2 separate regions of the Homo sapiens genome follow, and region 2 is linked to region 1. The links are chromatin loops, found by intact Hi-C in ENCODE. Cell type or tissue: prostate gland. All regions are shown on one strand. Links, peaks and the distances in the headings refer to the core of each region. The heading gives the core; the rest is flanking DNA.

What was found. Peaks named below come from ENCODE experiments on the same cell type or tissue, not always from the same donor. Only the 100,000 strongest peaks of a DNase experiment are listed, where the experiment ranks them.
Region 2: it touches region 1 in a loop (5-fold over the local background); 5 of 110 quality-filtered maps call a loop at or near these places.

The regions. Positions count from the first base shown.
Region 1 is chrX:11,768,026-11,773,411 of GRCh38, forward strand. MSL3 (MSL complex subunit 3) reads left to right here. Exons shown (of 13, transcript NM_078629.4): 10 at 548-657; 11 at 4,131-4,230; 12 at 4,596-4,680. Among named protein-coding and RNA genes, the nearest start is that of MSL3, 12 kb to the left of the region's middle. In prostate gland, for the core only: a CTCF peak has its summit at 2,414 (motif pointing left); a DNase peak (open chromatin) is centred at 2,436.
Region 2 is chrX:10,187,556-10,192,937 of GRCh38, forward strand. It overlaps CLCN4 (chloride voltage-gated channel 4), which reads left to right. Exons shown (of 13, transcript NM_001830.4): 4 at 1-59. Among named protein-coding and RNA genes, the nearest start is that of CLCN4, 33 kb to the left of the region's middle. RefSeq lists a silencer at 2,196-2,325. In prostate gland, for the core only: CTCF peaks have their summits at 2,219 (motif pointing right) and 2,990; a DNase peak (open chromatin) is centred at 2,246.

The DNA of each region.
Region 1 (5,386 bases), core at 104-5,103:
ACATATAAAATTAACCATTGTAAAGTGAATAATTCAGTGGCACTTAACAGCTTCATTGACACATCCACATATACAGTTCAATCCAGTAGTTTTTAGTGTATTCACAGAGTTGTGCGACCATCTGCACAGTCAATTCCAGAACATTTTCAGCACCCCCCCACGAGAAACCCCATACCCAGTAGCAATCACTCCCCACTTCCCCTTCTGCAAGCTCCTGGCAACCACTAAGCTGCTTTCGGTCTCTCTGGATTTGCCTACCCTGGGTATTTCATATAAATGGAAACATAGTATGTGGCCCTTTGTGATTGGCTCCATTCACTAAGCATAGTCTTTTAAGGTTCATCCACATTGTAGCATATGTCAGTGCTTTATTCCTTATTTTTTTAACCAAATAAAATTCAGGTGCTATCTGTTAGGAAAGTCTTATCGTTAAAGGTTGGTAATTTCTGAGAACCAAGTTTAGATTTATGTTCTGCAGTTTTTAACAGTCTTGAGGCAGTCTTTAATTCAGTTGCTGTGTGAATAATTTCATCTTTTTCTTTGGAAGAGACACCTGTGCATAGCAGATCATCTTCACCTATTCCTCTGACTCCTAGCAAGGAAGGGAGTGCTGTGTTTGCTGGCTTTGAAGGGAGAAGAACTAATGAAATAAACGAGGTAAAGAATGTTTGATGTTTGTTCCCAATGGTTCCTTTATTTGTGATTACTTCAATTCTATAGGTGGAAGTCAAGGTTCTTAAAGCATCATGTTGCTGCTATTACTGTAAACATTATCAAAATTGTACGTAATTTTATGCTTAACACTGTGGGTTTTGGTTTCTAAAGTGAGAAAATTGTTAGGATTCCAGCCCTACACTGACAATCATCTTTTAAATAAGTGCAATTATTGAAATACCAGTATTTTTACTTTATAGAACAGATGTCAATTTCCACAGAGGGCCAGAGGGTAAATACTTTCGGCTTTGTGGGCCATATGGTGTCTGTCAAGGCTACTTAACTCCAAAAGTAGCCACAGATAGTATGTAAATAAAATGAGTGTGCTATATTCCAATAAAACTTGATTTATGGACACTGAAATTTGACTAGCATTTAATTTTCATGTGTTTGAAAATTTTTTTTGTTTTTCAATCATTTAAAAATATAACATCCACTCTTAGCTTGTGGGCAATATAGAAACAGGCAGTAGTTGGGCGGGATGTGACCAGCAGGCTGTAGTTTGCTGACTCCTACTTTAAATCCCTGATTCCCCTCCATCATTAACAGTAATACCAATAGCCGTCCCTTCAGGGATGGGCTCTAGGCCACCACTGTGCCAGACACTTGAACCAAATACTTTGAATTCTCGAGATCAGCCTTGCCACCAGATTTCCACTTGATAGATGGGAAAACTTTTCATTTTAAAACTATTTTTAAGGCCCATTAGGTGATCTGTAGGTGGTGAGTTTGTCAGGGATTCTGAAGACGTCTCAGTTTATCAGCATATTCTGTGAACGTCTCCTAGGAGGTGAGATTTCCTCTTTTTTTAAGGTGAGTAGGAGTTGCACAAGGGAAAATGGCTTTGCTAGGCAAAGAACATTTTTTTCTTTTTTTGACACAGGGTCTCACTCTCATGCTGTCACCCAGGCTGCAGTGCAGTGGCAGGATGTTAGCTCACTGCAGCCTCTGCCTCCTGGGCTCAGGCGATCCTCCCACCTCAGCCTCCTGAGTAGCTGGAACTACAGGCTCATGCCACCATGGCCTGGCTAATTTTTGCATTTTTTTGTAGAGACTAAGTTTTGCCATGTTGCCCAGCCTGGTCACCAACTCCTGAGCTCAAGTGATCCTCCCGCCTCTGCCTCCCAAAGTGCTGGGGTTACAGGCATGAGCCACTGTGCCCAGCCTAGGCAAAGAGCACTTGATGATGGGAAGAGAAGTCACAAAACTTTCTTCCAGACGATAACTGTCTTCAGTAGTGTGTACCCTAAGGTCTCTTGAGAGACTGCTCAACTCTGCTGTTCCAGCAGGAAAGCCCTAAACAAAGGGACGTGGCTCTGCCATAAACAAAGGGGTGTGGCTCTGTGTGCTGCCCCCTTAATTCATTCATGGACACTGAGAATTTAATGTCATGTGATTTTCACATATCACAAAATATTATTCGTATGATTTTTTTTCCCCAACCATTTTGAACATATGAGCATGGGGCTGGATTTGGCCTAGGGGCTACAGTTGGCTGACCCCATAGAGAATCTAGAAAGCCTAATTTGTGTTATGATGATTGTTGAGGGTAGGTTAGGAAATCCCTAGTTCAAGCAGTCCCTGACATGCCCATTTTTCAGATAAGAATGCACTACGAATTTTATTATTGAGGGGAAATCGTGAATTTAAGGGGCATCTGAGTTGTCAAGTAAGGGCTATTCCCACTCCGGTCTGCAGTGCGAATGCGCCATCTAGTGGTTATAGGTACAGCTGCAACTTATAGTTTGAAAGTGCTTTCTGGGAAATGGTTGGGGTTCAGGCGGCTCTCACAAGGACTCATGAGACCTTCGTGGATTCCCACCTTCTTACGTACGTCTACCACCGTGTTTTTTGACCAGGGCTCTTTCTCTCAGTTCCAATCGCTGCTCCACAGTACTAGGGGCTGGTCTGGGCCAGCACATGCCAGTAAAGGTCCATCAATGATTCCCATGCATACCCCACTGGGAATCCCCCGACTAGAAACCTACCATTTTTCCCCGGAAAATGTGTCTTCATAAATAGAAGATTATAAACTGCCTTGAAACACAGAATTGAGTGAGTGAGATAGAGCCAGATGACCTGCTTTTGTACGTGCCAAGTGCTGTTCATGCCTCTGAGATTGCAAAGTCCTGTATGTTTCCTTTGAGTCACTTTCAGAATGGTTCCAAAGCTTCAGCTGTGTGCACTGGGCAGGTGCTGGGGATGCTGTAAAGATGCTGGAACGATCCCTTCCCTCAGTGCTCCACAGTGCAGAAGTGGGGCGCTGGGGGTGGAGACCTAGGCGAGAGTCTAGGCCTGTCTAGGCAGGGGCCAAAGTGAAGCTAGGCCTTTGTTCTGGATCCTTCAGGGCCACCTTGGTGCTTATTAGCTTCTGGCAGTTCCATGTTGTTAAACTGACTATATCAGTGTTTCTGAGTTTGTGGGGGCATCTTTCTTTCTGCTTTGTCTGCTGGTGGACTTCCTCCAGTCTGACTGTTTCCATATTGAATATGACGTCCCAAAAGCCAAAGTAGCAGCTCAGTAGAGTAGGCTCTGGTTCTATAATTTGCTGAAGTACTTTTACGGAAATTCATCAGAGAGTTTTGAAATGCAACTCTCCCTTTAACAAAAGCCCCAGGTCCACCCACAGTTCTGAAATTCAGAATGAAGACAAATCAGTTATCAGGTTTGAAGTCTATTTCAGTTGATTCAAGGGGTTAAAAGATTCAAATTCGTTTCCATAATGAATCTAACAGCAAGAAATTAAGGAATCTTGAAACAACAGTAATATTATTCAGAACATCTATGGATTACTTTTTAATGCTTCATTCTCTCTCTAGTGCAGCAGGATTTTCTTTTTTCTGGGTGGAGGGGAAGGGGGCCAGAGTTTCACTCTTGTTGCCCAGGCTGGAGTGCAGTGGCACAACCTTGGTTCACTGTAACCTCTGCCTCCTTGGTTCAGGTGATTCTCCTGCCTCAGCCTCCCAAGTAGCTGGGATTACAGGCGTCCACCACCACACCTGGCTAATTTTTTGTATTTTTAGTAGAGATGGGGTTTCAACATGTTGGCCAGGCTGGTCTCAAGCTCCCGACCGCAGTTGATCCACACACCTCGGCCTCCCAAAGTGCTGGGATTACAGGTGTGAGCCACCGCGCCTGGCCATGCAGCAGAATTTTCAATAAAGAGAAAGGACTAAAGAACCTAAACAGTTACAGTTATTTATAGAGAATAACTGTTGCGAGTTAAGAAATTAAAGACTTTCTTGATCTATTTTAAGTGTTTTTGCCTTTCATCTTTGTTTTTTGTAAGCTTGTGTTTATTTTGATCCAATCACTTATTTTTTCCCCTCTACGTACAATTTACTGTCATAATTGTTAGGTGGTTGGAAGTGTCTCCATTAAGAATAACAAAAGCATTCAATTCGTGCTTTTTCCAGGTCCTCTCCTGGAAGCTTGTGCCTGACAATTACCCCCCAGGTGACCAGCCGCCTCCACCCTCTTACATTTATGGGGCACAACATTTGCTGCGATTGTTTGGTAAGAATCCTGGTTCCTGCCTTCTTTCCATTTTTCATTTTGTATTCTCTTGTTAGCTTTCTGTACACCTTGTGGTTTGGGCTATAATTATCTAACTAAGAAATTTGGGGATCCAAGAAAAATTAAAAGTAATCTATCAAAGAAAAGGCATTGAATGAATCTTAAATTTCATAAAAATTATGTTTGTAATATTTGTACTGCTACTCTGTCTTTGTTCAGTAAGAGTTTGGGGATTTGTTTGATAATGTGGATGTTAATTTCAGTTCCAGTAGAGATAAGGAGGGGCCCAGACCTTCCCTGAGTGAATCCTATGCATTGTCAGATTCTGCTAATTGTAAATGGTTTTGCCTTTATTTTTAATGCAGTGAAACTTCCAGAAATCCTTGGAAAGATGTCCTTTTCTGAGAAGAATCTGAAGGCTTTATTGAAGCACTTTGATCTCTTTTTGAGGTATTTTTATTATTTTGTCAAAACTTACACCTGTTGCCATATATGTGGCTTTTCTGAACTTCTCTTTAGCACATGGGGAAGTCAGCTCTGTGATATTTTAAATAGTAGAAGTATTACCTAAGCATGGTTGGTTCTAACCGTAATGGGAATTAGGAGTGGGTTTTTTTGGTATTTCTTTTTTCCATAATTTCTCTGGTTTCTGAGTTAGGGGCATTCATTGTACAGAGGTGAAGTTTTTTTGTCTCACTAGAAGAATTTAATTTAAAAAAACCTTATAAATAGAAAATAAATTTTCTAAAGTAGAAGTGATTGAGATTGATGATAATTTAGTTTTACATTTTTTTATTCAACAGTACCTCAAGTAGTGGACTTTCCTTTGTTGCATGTACATAAACTAACTTAAATAGTAGCATTTATAGGTTGGATTTCGGTGTTTACTTTAGAATTAAGAGAAAAGACCCCTTGTCTGTGTTGTCATGTATGAATTCAGACCAAGGTATTGTTTCCTGCAGCTGACAAAGCCAGTCATTTTTTTATCTAATAGGATCATTTGATCTGAGGCTCTGCTGTGTCCTCTCCCTTCCAGATGATGTCTATGGACCACTTTCTCTCCTTGGCCTTCAAGGCTAGTTGTCCCCCTGCCTCACCCAGCTCATCCTAGCTACCTGACTTTGTTTCTTCCTTCTCTTTAAGGAGTATCTCTTCC
Region 2 (5,382 bases), core at 1-5,000, 1.6 Mb before region 1:
GAGCCTGCTGGATGCCTGGTCGGGATGGGTGGTGATGCTGCTCATCGGCCTGCTGGCGGGTACGTGGATGGGCATGCGGCACTCCCGTGGGAAGCTGCAGAGGCCGAAACCTCAAAACACGAACCCTCTGGGAGATTTGGAATATAGCGCGTGTCGCTTGTCGCTTTTACCCCTGTGGGAGGGATTTATTACTTGAAATATCTAAGGGCAAAATGCATGGCTGTATATTTAACCTAAAATCCATCATCAATAAGGCATGCCCAAGGCATGAGCTCAGGCACAGGCTTCTGAAGAGCTGTGACGATAGAGCTGGTAGCCTTTCCACACAGAGCAGAGTTTTCTTACTATACCGGATTTGACTGAAAACACACATTTTTTTTGGAAACGGTCTTGTTCCATTGCCCAGGCTGGAGGGCAGTGGAATGATGCCAGTTCACTGCAGCCTCCACCTCCCGGGGTTGAACAATCCTCCCACCTCAGCCTCCTGAGTAGCCAGGACCACAGGCATGCGCCACCATGCTCAGCTAATTTTTGTTATTTTTTCATAGAGATGGGGTCTCACTGTGTTGCTCAGGCTGGTCTCAAACTCCTGGGCTCAAGCCATCCTCCTGCCTCAGCCAAAGTGTTGGGATTACAGGTGTGAGCCACTGAGCCCAGCCAAGCACACATTTTATATTCGGTTATTCTTGATTATGTAGATGACAACAAAATCAGGGACTGTTTTATCTTCAATAACAAAATGTCATATGAGATTGCCTTTTGCTACTACTGGTAGGCTCTGGGATGAACTGGAAACATCCTGCAACAGTCAGCACCATGCTAGACACCCACGGGAGCTGAGGCAGGCCCAGGGGCCTCCATCATCCTGACCCTCAGGAACTCTGCATCTTTCCTTTTTAGAATCCCAACACCGTGTTTGCGAGCAGTAGATGTTTCCAGAGTAAATGGATGCTATCTGGAGGGGAAACACGTCTTTTTAATATCAAACGCACCAGCCCTTCCGGGAAATAGTTTCCTGAAACTTATGTCCTTTTAGGAGATTGTGAAGGTTAATGTCTAAGAATAAAAAATTTGGCATGACGAAGAGGTTTCCTTAATAAAAATCCCCTGCATATAACAACATAATAGTTATGGTTAGAGAACAGATCAGGGAATTGACTAGAACACAGGCAGAATATATGTAGTAAGTGGTCTAAGAAGGACAGAACACAAATGGGGCACAGATAGAGTTTTGTGATTCCAGGGGCTTTCAGTTTCCAGGTGATCTTGATTTATTCCCTAGCTCATCGGAGGAGGGGCTTGGTTGCCAGGGAAGGGCTCTACCTCCCTCACCTGCCTCAGCATTCCGTAAAGAGCTAAGAGGAATGCTCAGAGGGGGAGTTCTTTCCTACTAGTCACAGATGCTGTCTGTCCGTTTCTCCAAGCCTGTCCTTCCTTTACCAGTGGCATTTCCCGTCATGTACTGGCAGCAGCCAGGGCAGGAAATTAGACTTCATTGTCACAAGGGATTGGACGACCAATTTTGCTTGACTGCTTCTATAAAGGCCTTTGAAGGTGGGCCAGGTGGGAGTTTGCTATGAATTTTGATGTCCTTATTTAGAGTAGATTGATAAAACCTTATAGTGTGTCATTTTTCTTGGCTCGTAGGAAGGAGAAATAAATAGGGTAAATGAAGAAACTCAGAACAGGAATAGATGTTCTGATAACGGCACAGCTTAGATTCATTGACTGACCTAGGAGCCCAACTGGGCTGACTTTAATCTGATTTTGACCAGCTGGCTTTATTATCCACTTGATTTCCATCAGCTCTTTCACGAGGGGGAATTAAAAACAATATGCTGCTGCCCTGGCTTCACTTAAACAGTATCTCTGGAGAGGACCTCTAGCTTGAATACAGCCTGCCCCTCCCCTCTGTGATTGTAATGTGCAGCCAGGGGTGAGCACCACTGGCCAAAGGAGAGCCCATGCGCACGTCAGCAGGGGAATACATGGGAGGGTGAGAATGGGGTGATGCTGAAAATGAAGGGACTACAGTGTTCTTTTGATTTGGATGCACTTTGAAGGGACAGCCAGAGAGCCACGTCCCACTCACTTCCCCCTTCCTCGCTGGACTAACAGTGGAGAGGACCTGGGGTCTCACTGCCTGGCCGGCTGTCCCCTCAGTGGCTGTTGTCTTCGGACTCCCCTCATGGGTAGGCCCACAGCATCTCCGCATGTGCTTATCAGAAGTCACCGCTAGGTGTCACTGTTGGACCACGAAAGAAAGCTGAGGCCTGCTGAAGCGCAGTCAGAACCAGAATCAGCAAGGAAGATTGGGTGTGCAGTAGGGGGGTTGTGAATGAATGAATAATGATGAAACTTGGGGTGATCATCCTGTTTGCCCCTGGATATCTGCAGGACCCTCCCATCTTCTTCACCTTCTTCTTCAAATACTGCACGATGTCACTTATCTGTGGAGTCCAAAAAAATAAAACCAGTGTCATAGAAACAGAGTAGAAAGGTGGCTGCTAGAGGGAGGGGTGGGGACAGGATGGGGAAAGAGATGTTGATCAGAGGGCGTAAGTTTCAGTTAGACTGGAGGAATAAGCTTTAGTGAGCGGTCGCACTGCATGGTGACCACAATTAATGATCATGTATTGTATATTTCAAAATTGCTAAAAGAGTAGACTTTAATAATCTCACCACAAAAATAAACTGGGGAGGTGATTCGGTTGGTGCGAAGGTAATTGTGGTTTTTGCCATTAAAATAACGGCATGATCGGATCTTTAATTAGCTCGATCAAGTCTTTCTATAATGTATACATAGATCAAAACATGACATTGATATACACAATTATTATGTGTCAGTTTTAAAAAGTTAAAAAATCAAGATAATGAGCTCTTTGCCTTTGTTTTTCCTGTGGAAAAACAAAGAACTGTGGATAGTTCTAAATTTGACATTACCGGACCCTGTGGAAAGACCTCATGAAATACTAAATATTATGGTTCTTGCGTGCTGTTGCTAGGGGGCAGTGTTTACTTAGCTGACTCTGCAAACTAGCATTAAGCGGAACCAAGCTTGCATCCAGGATTTCATGATCTAGAGAAAATACTTTGAGCATGTAGGATTTCTTTTCACTGGGTTTCAGTTTCCAACTTTAAATCAGGAAATAGTTTTCACCATTCCACAAGGTATATGTACTTCAAAACATCATGTTGTATATGATTACAACATACAATCTTATGTGTCCATTTTAAAATGAAAGAATAAATCAGGAAATAGCTAATGATATCTCTAACTTAATTAGACTAATTATATATATTTGTATATTTGGAATCAAGTCTTTCATTATTGAATTGCATGTTTAAAAATTTCAAACCTGTCTGATATTTAAAATTTAAAAAACAATAAAATTACATCCCTCTCTCTGTAAGCCTCACCTCCCTCACCTGCTCTATGGATGTATATATGTATGTATGTAAAGCTTTATTGAAATATAACTCACATTCCATATAATTCACCCATTTAAAGTATACAATTCAGTGGTTTTTAATGTATCACAGAGTTGTACAACCATCACCGTGGTCGATTTTAGAATAATTTTATCATGCCCAAAAGAATCATTATACCCTGTAGCTATCAAGCCCCTGCTCCCCAACCATCCCCCTTCCAGCCCTAGGCCACTGTTAACCTGCTTTCTGTCTCTATGGATTTGCCTATTCTGGGCATTTCATATAAATGGAATCATACAATATGTGGTCTTTGTGATTAACTTATTCTACTCAGCATAATATGTTCAAAGTTTGTCCATGTTGTAGCACGTGTCAGTACTTCATTCCTTTTCACTACCAAGTACAATTCCATTGTATGGATAGACCACACGTTGTTTATCCACTTATCCATTGATGGATATTTGAGTTCTTTCTACTTTGTGACTATTTTGAAGAATGCTGCTATGAACATTTTTGTTCAAGTGTTTGTGTGCATGGATGTTTTCATTTCTCTTGGGTATATGCCTAGGAATAGAATTGGTTTTTTTGAGACAGGGTCTGGTTCTGGCGCGATCATGGTTCGTTACAGACTGGGCTTGAGCAATCTGCCTGCCTCAGCCTCCTGAGTAGCTGGGACTATAGGCGCGTGCCACCATATCTGGTTAATTTTTTTTTTTTTTTTTTTTTTTTTTTTGTAGAGACAGGATCTTGTCATGCTGTTCAGGCTAGTCCTGAACTCCTGGCCTCAAACGATTTGTCCACCTCGGCCTTCCAAAGTGCTGGGACTACTGGCATAAGCCACTGCGCCTGGCCCTTATACTTTTTAACAGAGCCTTTAATATACTTATTTTCTCCTGTCCCAGGTACAGTTACACAAAGGCAGGGGCCTGGGTCTACTCTTTGCACTGCTGTATTCCCAAGACATGGATGAGTAACTGCCGTGTAGTAGGTACATGTTCAGTAACTATCCCTTGAATGAATGAATGGACCTGAGTTTTCTGATTTTTTCATTCATTTATTTATTGCAATATTTTATTCAACATGGATATATAGTGCCAACCATGCACCTGACATGGATATAACAATGGACAAGACAGATAGGGTCCTTGCCCACTTAGAGTGGACACAGGGTCTGGATGCCAGGCCTGACCCCCCACTGTGGTATGAAAACCAAACAATGAAACCTTTTTTACCCACCACTTATAGACTAGTGGAAGTACACACACACACACACACACACACACACGGAGAAAAAGAGAAAGAGAGCTAATTGTGATATTAGGATGCGAGAGGTGTGGTGATGGGGAAGGACAGGCAGCCACAGGAATGCCAGGGAAGTACACCTAACCCAGGCTTAGGAAATCAGGAAAGACTTCCCAGAGGAGGTGATATAAATGCTGGAATCTGGATGATAAGTAGGAGTCTGATGGGAGGGGAGGGCAGTGCTTGCTGAGATGGTGCAGGTAGGAGAGCGTGGCACATTCCAGGAACATGGAGTGGGCAGGGTGTGGGGAGTTAGTGAGGGAAAGAGATGAAGCTGGAGAGATCTGAGGGGCCAGCTGTCAGGGTGGGTGACCTGTTGAGGATTTGGGTGTTCTCCCAAGAATAATGGGTAACCATGGCAGGGCTTTCCACAGGGGAGTGGCACAGGTCAGTCTGGCATTTGGAAAGCCTATTTGACCACAGTGTGGAGAGGCCATGAATGGGGCAGGACTGAGGCTGGAGACCAGAGAGGAAGCTCCTGCAGCAGTCCAGCCAGCAATGACTTCAACACGGTGATCTGAAAGACAGCCCGAGTGGGGATGGGGGAAACTGCAGTGATTCAAGAGAGATTTCAGAGGTGGAGCTGCTGGGATATGGGGATTGCCTGGAAGGGGGTTGCTTTCCCAGATTTCTAGTTTGCACAGTAGT